Regions from separate parts of the Homo sapiens genome. Here region 2 is linked to region 1. Evidence: read pairs that join two places in POLR2A ChIA-PET (ENCODE). Cell type or tissue: PC-9. All regions are shown on one strand. Each heading gives the region's core, and the rest is flanking DNA. Links, peaks and the distances in the headings are about the cores only.

Region 1 (5,378 bases), core at 242-5,241:
ATGATCCAATGCCAAGATGTGGGTAATCACCCATCTCACAGTGATTATAGATAATTGCAATTTGAGTCTATTTGTTGTTGTAACACTACGAAATGAATTGGGAGTCTTTTACATATAGCCTGATCTGGGTTCAGAATGATCAATTAATTTGGGAATAGGAATGAGGAAAAGTACTTTTTGTTTTTTTCTGAGACACGAGTCTCCCTCTGTTGCCCAGGCTGGAGTGCAGTGGTGCAGTGGTTCACTGCAACCTCCGCCTCCCGGGCTCAAGAGATCCTCCCACCTTAGTCCCCCAAGTTGCTGGGACTAAAGGCGTATGCCACCCCACCAGGCTAATTTTTCTATTTTTTGTAGAGGTAGGGTTTCACCATGTTGCCCAGGCTTGTTGCAAACTCCCGAGCTCAAGTGATCCACCAGCCTCGGCCTCCCAAAGTGCTGGGACTACAGGCGTGAGCCACCATGTCCAGCCTGGACCATTTTCTCAAATATGATATCTTTGAAATATAATACAGTATGATGTTCTTACATTGGCTGCATCCAGAGTCCTCATTTTTTGCCAGTTCTTGTATCTCCAAAACGAATGTGTCATTCGTTTCATCCTTCTGTGAATACATTCAAGTGAGTATTTTCCGTTTTATTCATTTTCTTCTGCCTCACAGCTCACTGAGTGGGCCCGTGAATGTTTGCTGATGATATTAATAATCATGCGTGCTCAGTGACACAACAATGATGGAACTCATTAGGTATTCACAGCACCAGAAGAGAAAGTGCAAGAAGGTTTTACTGAAGCAAGTAAGCAGCTGAATCAGGGGCTCAGAGTTCAGTGTCAGGACTACAGTCACAGTTATGAGACCACAGCCAAGAAGAGATTCCCAGCAGGGAAAAACCAAGCCCTTTGAGTCATAATCCAGTGCTCGATCCACCACACCCCACTGCCTTCCTTGAGATGATGGTGTGGAGGAGTACTGATTGATGAGGAGGATTAAACCTTTTTTTTTTTTTTTGAGACAGAGTCTCGCTCTGTCCCCCAGGCTGGAGTGCAATGGTGTGATCTCAGCTCACTGCAACCTCCGCCTCCCAGGTTCAAGTGATTCTCCTGCCTCAGCCTCCCGAGTAGCTGGGATTACAGGCACCTGCCACCAAACCCGGCTAATTTTTGTGTTTTTAGTAGAGTCAGGTTTCACCACGTTGGCCAGGCTGCTCTCGAATTCCTAACCTCAAATGATCCACCTGCCTGGGCCTCCCGAAGTGCTGGGATTACAGGTGTGAGCCACTGTGCCCGGCCAATTAAACCCTTTTTAATTAAAAAAAAAAATTGGAAACTAATTTGTGTACTTCAGTGTGTTGGAGGAAACGTCATCGAAATGGCACCAGTGTCTTGCTGCCTTAATTTTAAGAAATCCCCTTTATTTATTGTCACTTATCTTCTGTCCTCTCTGGGAGAAGTGTTGCTCTAACGTTGCTTTTCTGAAAAGTAAAGATAATGCAAAGATAAAAAGAGTTGGGGAGGTTGGGTTGGGCATTGAGGGAAGATAAGCTACCTTTGGTTCAGCCTGCAGCTTGATTCTTTTTGAAGTGACTTGAAAGCTCTTGGTGCTAATCAAGAACTTTTTGTTTGTTTTTTGTTTTGTGTGTGTGTGTGTGTGTATGTGTGTGTGGGTGGCGGGGTTTGGGGGGAACAGGATCGTATTCTGTCACCCAGGCTGGAGTGCAGTGGTATAATCATAGCTGGAGTGCAGTGGTATAATCATAGCTCACTGCAGCCTTGAACTCCTGGGCTCAAGCCATCCTTCACCTCGGCCTTCAAGTAGCCAGGGTACAGGCATGCACCACCATGCCTGGCTAATTTTTTAAATTTTAATTTTGCAGAGACAGGGCCTTGCTATGTTGCCCAGGCTGGTCTCAAACTCCTGGCTTCTAGCCATCCTCCCGCCTTGGCCTCCCAAAGTGCTAGGTTTATAGGTGTGAGAGCCACTGTGCTCAGCCCTAATCATGAACTTTGAAAAGTGCTCCATAGATTACAAAGCATTTTCTTCACTTGCCTTACATCCTGTGTGGGAAGGAAGTCTTTCCTTCCTGGAGGCAACGGGTAAGAAGAGCAACTAGACAGTGTGTAGCTCCTTACTCTCGGTAGGCATTTCGTCATATGGAGCATGACTTATTGACTTGCTTCTGTTCTTTCTCATGAGCTACTCAGTGTCAGGAGTACAGGGCTTGACTTAAACATAGGGATACTCAAAGGCCCACCTGGCAGTTTGTTGTTGGGACACAGGGAAGCAGATTGTGTCTCTGAAGAGGAGGCTTCTGTCGGTGTCAGAGCCTGGTGGGGAAGAAGGGATTGGTCAATATTTGGCTAAACTCCTTCAGCTGTTGGTGCAGCAAAAGGCATGGCAGGGCGTGGGCAGAGATGCCTGCCAAGCCCGGCCTCAGGGCATGTACAGCTCCCAAACTGGTTGTCTTTGAGGCTGTTATTTATCCAAATAAGGAGAAGCAGTAGTTTTGCTGACCATCTCAGATTTCCAAGCCATGCTCCCTGGCTGGCTGACTGACTTGCTATTTGAACTGAAAACACGAAGGTATTCCTTTGAAATGGAGCAGTCTTGTGGGGCTCGTGAGTACCCTAGAGTCATTACTTGGAAGAAGATTTTTTTTGCTCCCCACATTTGTAGATAACATGAACATGGCTTGGTCTATTTGACCCTTCTCTTGTGACTCTGGCAACACTCAATACAGATGGACCTGATCTGGGACAGAAATAGTACTCATTTTCAGAGGTTCTTGAACCACTGCCCTCCTTTGAAGAGGATTCAAAGGTCAGACCTCCACACTGATTTCTTAACACTAGAATGCAAGATTATTCTAGCACTTCATAGATCCTGGCCCTGTTATCTGACTTCAGGTAAGATATTTGAAGTCTCTGAGCCCCAGTTTGTTCATCTGTGAAATGGGAATTATAATGTATCTAATGGGAATGAGATGAGAATTAAATGAGGTAATTTTGGAAAGCATTGGTAAATAGGAAGTCACCCAAAATATTCATTTTCTTCCCTATTTCCATCTTCTCTTGGCAGATTTAATTGACAATATTTATAATAGAGAAATTCTAGATAATTATGATTGCTGTCCAAAGGATTTAACCAAGCTCACAGTAGAATGGAGATTGTGATGTGAACGTTCAGTGACCCTGCATTACTATGTCCCTCTACTCACTAAAGCAGTGGTTCTCAAAGAGTATTCCCTGAACCAGCAGGTCAGTATCACCTGGGGACTTGTTAGAAATACAGATTCCTCGGCACCACCCGAGACCTACTGAATCAGACACAGTGGATGTTAGACCCAGTAATCTGATTTACTAAACTCTCCAGGTGATTCTGAAGCCCACCATCTGAGAGTTGGAGAACCACTGTCCGAGAGTAACTCACTGGTTGGGTCGGTAGTCTAGCCATTCCCCCAGGGCACCTGGACTTTCCTATCCCTTGTCCTTGACCATGCCTTAGTTCCTGCCTGGAATACCTAAGAAAGGGACCTCTTTCTTACCTGCTGAAATTCTATTCATCATTCATGAACCCACTCTCACCTCTTCAGAAAAGTGTTCCTCAGTCATCCCCACCATAAGAACCTCATTATTCTATGAACTACCAGAGTATTTGTCTGTTGCACTCATTTGACACTTAGCAAAGTTATTCTTGCTTTCTCATATTTTAATGTTCACGTACATGCCTTATTTTTCCTACTAGAATGTAAGTTCTTCAGAGGTAGAAATCATGTCTTACAGATCCCTTTTCCCTCATCAGCCTTAACCCTGGGCTTTGTATATAGGTAGCTACTCTGTAAATATATGGACCCACAGAATCTCATCATTGGAATGGGCCTTAGAGAAAGTCTACATGAGATTTCTTATTTACAGATAAAGAAAGGGATGTTGACCAGGCGTGATGGTTGACGCTTGTAATCCTAGCACTCTGGGAGGCCTAGGCAGGAAGATTTCTTGAGGCAAGGAGTTTGAGGCCAGCCTGGGCAATGTAGTGAGCTCTTAGCTCTACAAAAAAAAAAAATGTTTTTTAATTAGCTGGGGATGGTAGTGTGCACCTATAATCCTACCTATTCAGGAGGCTGAGGTGGGAGGATCACTTGAACCAAGGAATTCAAGGCTTCAGTGAGCTATGATCACACCACTGCACTACAACCTGAGCAACAGAATGAGACCCTGTCTCTTTAAAACTAAAAAAAGTGAAAAGAAAGAAAACAATGTTAACACCTGGACCAAAATGCTAGTTCCGGGACTCCCCATTTGGTGTTCTTCCCCCATCACCCTGCTGTGCCGACTGCGGAGAAACATACCTGGGGGCTTTCAGAGCCACTGGCCTGGCCCCAAAACTAGCAGGTGTTCTCATGTTCTCTGCCACAGACTTCAACTAAACCCAAGGAAAGCAGATGGGTTTTCAAAGCTATACTCATTTAATTTATAAACCTGGAACCTCTTACATTTTTTCATAACTAATGAAAACTGGGAAAGTACAAAATTTTCATTCATAAGCCTATAAAATTGTATAACAAATGGCATCAATTCCTAGCCTTACACGTGAGAATTTCCCCAGCTCACACACTCCGTATACTTAGGATACCCATGGAACTTCTTTTATTTTTGAATAAAAGTTCACAGTGAAGATCATTCACAGTGGAGCAGGCGGCTCTTCTGAACCCAGGAAGAATGGGCATGAGGGCTTTTTTAATCTAGGTCCCCATCATTGTTTTTTTCATGTTTATTTTGAGGAAAAATTGAACCTGGCAGATCTGTGAATTACTGTCTTTCGGTGTTACCCTCTGGGACTATTCCCTCAGACAATCCTTTCTTCTCTTGACACATGGGCTGATGTTGTTTGGCTGAGGATCAAAATAATGGCACAACTAAAACACCTTTCATCAGAAGTCATCCATAACATACCCTTTAAAATTTGCTCCACAGACACAGCTCACTTTATGCTGTATGTTTTTTCTTTTGCTTGGTAATAGAACCTACACATATCCTACTGAGATCAATATGAACACAGCAGAATGCAGGCAATGGAATGTGTTTCCTGTAGACGGGCTAAGACGGTAACCCAGGTCCACAGAGTTGGTTTCAGAAAAGCTATAATCAAAGAAGGAGGAACAGTGAAGGTAGACATGAGACAGGCCTGAAGGGGTTAAACCTACTAGGGAGCAATTGGTAGTAAGAAGCTGAGACCACATGAGGCTGTGAGAAAGGAGTTATTACAGAAACAGACATCCTGGGATTTGAGTAGCTCCATTGTGAGAAGACATTGACAGACCACGAATAAATGGCCATATGGTTTCCAAGTTGACATCTGCCATTCCCCAATGTGTTTACCACCATT
Region 2 (5,378 bases), core at 131-5,130, 170 kb before region 1:
TTCTTTTTTGCTAACTTTCACCTTATCACAATAATGCAACAGGAAGAGAGTTTCAACAAAGCATAATATAAACAGATGTCTCTCTTTTTTTTTTTTTTCAGACGGAGTCTTGCTCTGTCACCCAGGCTGGAGTGTAGTGGTGTGATCTCGGCTCACTGCGACCTCCACCCCCAGATTCAAGCGATTCTCCTGCCTCAGCCTCCCAAGTAGCTGGGGTTACAGGTGCCCACCACCATGCCTGGCTAATTTTTGTAATTTTAGTGAGACAGGGTTTCACCATGTTGGCTAGGCTGGTCTCAAACTCCTGACCTCAGGTGCTCCACCTGCCTCGGCCTCCCAAAGTGCTGGGATTACAGGCATGATCCACCGTGCCTGGCCATGAAGTCTCTCTTAAGACCTTTTATTGTGTGGGGCAGGGGGTTGTTTAAAATACATCCAGTGGGAATGGCAAATTGTGCCCTCTTTTCAAAGTTTGTTTTTCCTCCATCATCTATATTTGAGTTGTTCTGTGTGAATAAGTTTTGGAATGCTTCCTCCTTCTTGTTGACCACAGTGGTTGTTGACATAGACAGAGGTTGTTGGGATAGGAAGAGATCCCTGAGGTTGTCTTGTGGACAACAAAGACCCACGATAACTTTTCTTCCCATATAAGCATGGGCTATCCTAGAGCCCAGTCCCCTGTGGGATATGACCAACAATTATCTTAGAAAATTTCACTCAATCGGCTGGGCATGGTGGCTCACGCCTGTAGTCCCAGCACTTTGAGAGGCTGAGGCGGGCGGATCACCTGAGGTCAGGAATTCCAGACCAGCCTGGCCAACATGGTAAAACCCTGTCTCCACTAAAAATACAAAAAAGTAGCCAGGCATGGTGGCAGGTGCCTGAAATCCCAGCTATTAGGGTGGCTGAAGCAAGAGAATCACTTGAACCTGGGAGGCGGAGGTTCTAGTGAGTCAAGATCGCACCATTGCACTCCAGCTTGGGCAACAAGAGTGACACTCCATCTCAGAAAAAGAAAACTTCACTCAATCATTTCACTTCTACCTCTCCCAGTCCTCTTTGGAGCGTGAGGACACTTGTAAGGCAGTCTGTGGGGACAGTAACTTATAGGTTGTGTCCTGTCCGGTAGTGGGCTTTCATCAGAAGTATGCTTTTGGTCACACTACACCATTTTTTTATACCACCATAGAGTTGACAAACAGCATTCACCCATTTCATTTTGCTTTACTACTCCGATGTGGAGAAAAAAAAAATCTAAGGATTACATTTCTCTTGCAGATTTTTTAGATCAATAGCTATTATTTAAATACAGGGAATCCTGAAAGTCTAAGACTAAAAAATTTGGGTTCCTTTTGTATATGTTAAATTCTCCCATATACACATGGGTCTGTAAATAAAAATAAATAGGTGGCCCCTACCCTTGCAGTTGCATAGAGAAACTAGACCCTGAAATAAAATGGAACAACATTGGAGGATTTTTGTTTAGTGGATTAAAAATTCAATAATACTTGAAAACTTTGTCCAGCTCTTCAACAGAGATATTTGGATGAGTTTTCTGGCTTTTCTAATCAGGAAAGGCTTGTTGGAGAATTAAAGGAGATATGATTGAGGAAATAAAACACAATACAAGATTTTTCTGGATTTATTATGAATAAAAAGGGACCCCAGAGGATTAAGTGGATGTAGTTTGCAGTTGAGGTTAAGTGGTCATGGCAGTTTACCGTGGACATTGTTTAACTGATGGAAAACTCCAAAAGACTGACCAAGGAATTGAAGTAGACCAATTTGGACCAATAACTTGGAGCTCAGAATTAACCACTGTATTTCTCTATTCCAAATACCCATTCCTCTTCCCTGGAACCTCAGGCTGGCCACACAAACTTTCTTGAAAATTCTTGGGGTTCTGCCTTTACAGGAAGGCCATTTGCCTCACTCATCAGAAGTATTAGAGGTTTATTCTGCACAACCATGAAGAGGTTAAAGAGAAGGGTAGGGAGGCCATGAGGGTTCTTACATTCCATCTTGAGTCAACCATCTCCTGTTACCCTCTGAAAAGTGGCAGAATTTGTCCCAGACTTTTTTTTGTTGCACTTCATATCTACTATGGAATTACATTTATAGCTAATGCATTAACTCTAAAAATGGAGAAACCCATTGCTCTGCTGTTTTCATGGTAAGGAAAAACTGCTGAGTCATGATTGACATGGGCTGTTTCAAGAGTTTCCACGGAATGAAGGTAAACGCTTAGGATATCGCAGCCTGAGTGAGAGGCACTGCAAAGTGTGGCCGCTACTTGAAGTTCTTCATGGTGAGTGGAGAGGGAATCCTGAGCGCATCCTGGATTAGAAAAAAAAAAGAAGAAAGGTGGCCTGAAATATGATCTGAGTATATCTGGAAATACGCAGACATCTAGTACTTCACTTGCAGCACTCTGTGAACCAGAAGGCCAATTTCTACATGCTACAAGCTGCACTTCAAGATGCACCCAAAATGCATGCTCGGGAAGTTGTTTTTTGTTTTTGTTTTGTTTTGTTTCTGAGACAGACTCTCCCTCTGTCGCCCAGCCAGGAGTACAGTGGCGTAATCTTGGCTGGCTGCAACCTCTGCCTCCTGGGTTCAAGCAGTTATTTTGCCTCAGCCTCCCGAGTAGCTGGGATTATAGGCATGTGCCACCATGCCCGGCTAATTTTGTTGTTGTTGTTGTTTGTTTTGTTTGTTTTTGTTTTTAGTAGAGACAGGATTTCACCACATTGGCCAGCCTGGTCTTGAACTCCTGACCTCAAGTGATCTGCCAGCGTCGGCCTCCCAAAGTGCTGGGATTACAGGCGTGAGCCACCGCGCCTGGCTGGGAAGTCTTTTTTAATGGCAATAACCAAATGAACTCTCTTGACCTTGCTGCCTCTGCAGGCACTGCCCCGCCCCGGCCCTTCCACTCTAGAGGAAAGCACCTGGCATTTAGCATCTTTACACACAGGAAACAACAGATATGCTCAGGGACTTTTCCTCTAGCTTGTAACCAGGGATGGCTGTTGGGCTTGGCAGCCGTCAGGCTGAGAGTGACTCAGCTTAAAAGGTTTCATTGTTGATATCTGCCCTGAGCATTCCCCTTTGGACTTGGAGTTCCAGGATGTCTTGTGTCTGTGCTTCAGCATCTGAAGCCCCTTGTTGCCTGTTCTTAAGGTAGACTGCATTATCAACGGTGTCTTAAATTAATAGCTTCTCTCTACTGACTATTCACTTGTCACAGCTGACATGAAGGTTCTCAGTCCTGAGTGCCTATTAATGAAGCTCACAGATAGAGTGCAGAAACCCTTTGCAAGATCTGTTTTGCCAGCTTGCTGGTGTCCTGGCATGAAGGTCTCCGACCGACGTCTTTGAAATAGTTCCTGGCCGGGTGCGGTGGCTCACGCCTGGAATCCCAGCACTTTGGGAGGCCAAGGCGGGCGGATCACGAGGTCAGGAGATGGAGACCATCCTGGCTAAGACGGGGAAACACCGTCTCTAATAAAAATAGAAAAAATAGCCGGGCGTGGTGGCAGGCGCCTGTAGTCCCAGCTACTGGGGAGGCTGAGGCGAATGGCATGAACCTGGGAGGCGGAGCTTGCAGTGAGCCGAGATAGCGCCACTGCACTCCAGCCTGGGTGACAGAGCGAGACTCCGTCTCAAAAAAAAAAAAAAAAAAAAAAAAAAGAAATAGTTCCTTTCCACGTGGAGTGGACTGGCCACCTTGGGGCTCTACATTTGCCTGCTTGGTTCAGGCAGTTCTGTCCCATTTCATGTACATTTCACTCTTTTCCCCTACTAGCTTCTCACAGTTTAAATTATCGATGTGATTGCCTACCCAGACATCTAATTCTTTCAACAGGTAGTGGTTTACAGACTCCAGTTTCTTTATGATCATCAAGACAGGGATTGAACAACTGGCACCTTCCCTGTCTGTCCATTGAGGGGCATGTGTTTGATGTGTGTGGATGCTACTTTCATTAGGCAAGTTAATGGCAGTTAGCTACGTTCACACTGAGGAGGAAATAGACCACCGTGTATGCATTTAGTAAACACCAGCGTAGTCAGTGGATCTGTTTCCTTAACAGAACATGGTTCTGCTCCACTGTACACTTCAACCAACTGCTTCAGAGCAAGCTTTTTCCTTAGAAAAGTTTTCATTTAATTAGGATTTAGAAAGGAACGTGGAAACTTTAAGATCTCCATTTAGTCTTCTGCATACTTCAGAGACTTCTGATGTCTCCTACAGGGACAGGAAAGGAGTCAGGGGTCTGAAACTCTAGGACCTGAAAGGCAAGTGCAATTCGGTCACTGTCCACATTGCCAGGGTGTCAAATCACACATACCCTGCCTGAAAGTCTGGGAATTGGAGAATTTAAAATGACAATATTTTCTACTGTGGAATACCTTGCATTCTCCCACTCTGTAAACTACTATTCTGGAGGCGGCCCCTCTCACTATATTTCAAAACCAGATGCTTTTCTCTGGAAATACTAGAAATGTCTCTCTTCTGGGCTGACCTAAAACCAACATAGTATTGGGCATTGAAGTAAGGAGAAATATGGTCAGTGAGGCTAAGACCTCCTCTTCTGAGAATGAAAAATGACTGAGTATTTTGTGTTAGGTGGGACACTATTTGTTAATAGAGAACTTATATCTTAAGTCTCTTAAAATAATTATAGCATCTCTTAGTTATTTCCAGCATAATCCAGGAGTGAGCATTCCAAGAACATCATCTTACAACTTTTAATTAATATATCTTTCTCTAACCCTTAAAGAAATGCTGGTAACTGCTTGTCAGATGAGGAAAAGATGGATCATTATTCAAGTAAGATCCAATATGGGAAACTCAGATATAAATAGTTCAGCATTTTCGTTTCTTATCAAAGATTTATGACTGTGTCTACTTTAGGATTTATTTCTTCTGGACTATTTCAGGAGCCCCTTCACTGGTCTTTCAGCCTCAATTTCCTTTCCTCCGCCCCTTTGTTTGTTTCTCCCACTGCTCTGAGGACAGTTGTCATAAAGCTCAGTTCTAGACTTCTTGATTTGTGTCCCGGGTGCTTCCCCAGTTGTTCTCAGGCCAATTTCTCAGGCCCCTGTTTCACCATTTTATCCACACCTCCAACAGGCATTCCCTCCTGGTGGAACTTCTCCCTCTTCATCTGAGGGTGAAGGGTCTCTTTGTTGACACTGGTCCCTCTGCCGGGCATCCTCTCCCTTCTATACCTCCCTATTGCTACCAATCCTTCCTTCACTAAGAAATCAACCTAAATGCCACCTTCTTCATCCCAGACATGCTACCACTCCTGAGCCAGGAGTAATTAATTCTTTGACCTGTTGTATCGCTCTTATGGCACATGGCTCTTCTGTTT

The links. ChIA-PET counts read pairs that join two places held together with the same protein. Peaks named below come from ENCODE experiments on the same cell type or tissue, not always from the same donor. Only the 100,000 strongest peaks of a DNase experiment are listed, where the experiment ranks them.
Region 2: POLR2A ChIA-PET joins it to region 1 with 6 read pairs; 2 of 35 experiments call an interaction of 5 or more read pairs at or near these places.

What each region holds. Positions count from the first base shown.
Region 1 is chr10:24,455,717-24,461,094 of GRCh38, forward strand. The region is part of intron 5 of KIAA1217; the gene reads left to right. LOC105376455 (a long non-coding RNA gene) reads right to left here. Exons shown (of 3, transcript XR_930755.4): 2 at 2,248-2,320; 3 at 1-1,467. Among named protein-coding and RNA genes, the nearest start is that of MIR603, 180 kb to the left of the region's middle. In PC-9, for the core only: no CTCF peak of the experiment used is centred there; DNase peaks (open chromatin) are centred at 805 and 2,425; H3K27ac peaks cover 1,698 bases.
Region 2 is chr10:24,290,524-24,295,901 of GRCh38, forward strand. All of the region lies in intron 2 of KIAA1217, which reads left to right. Among named protein-coding and RNA genes, the nearest start is that of MIR603, 18 kb to the left of the region's middle. RefSeq lists an enhancer at 1,849-3,048. In PC-9, for the core only: no CTCF peak of the experiment used is centred there; a DNase peak (open chromatin) is centred at 2,988; H3K27ac peaks cover 1,421 bases.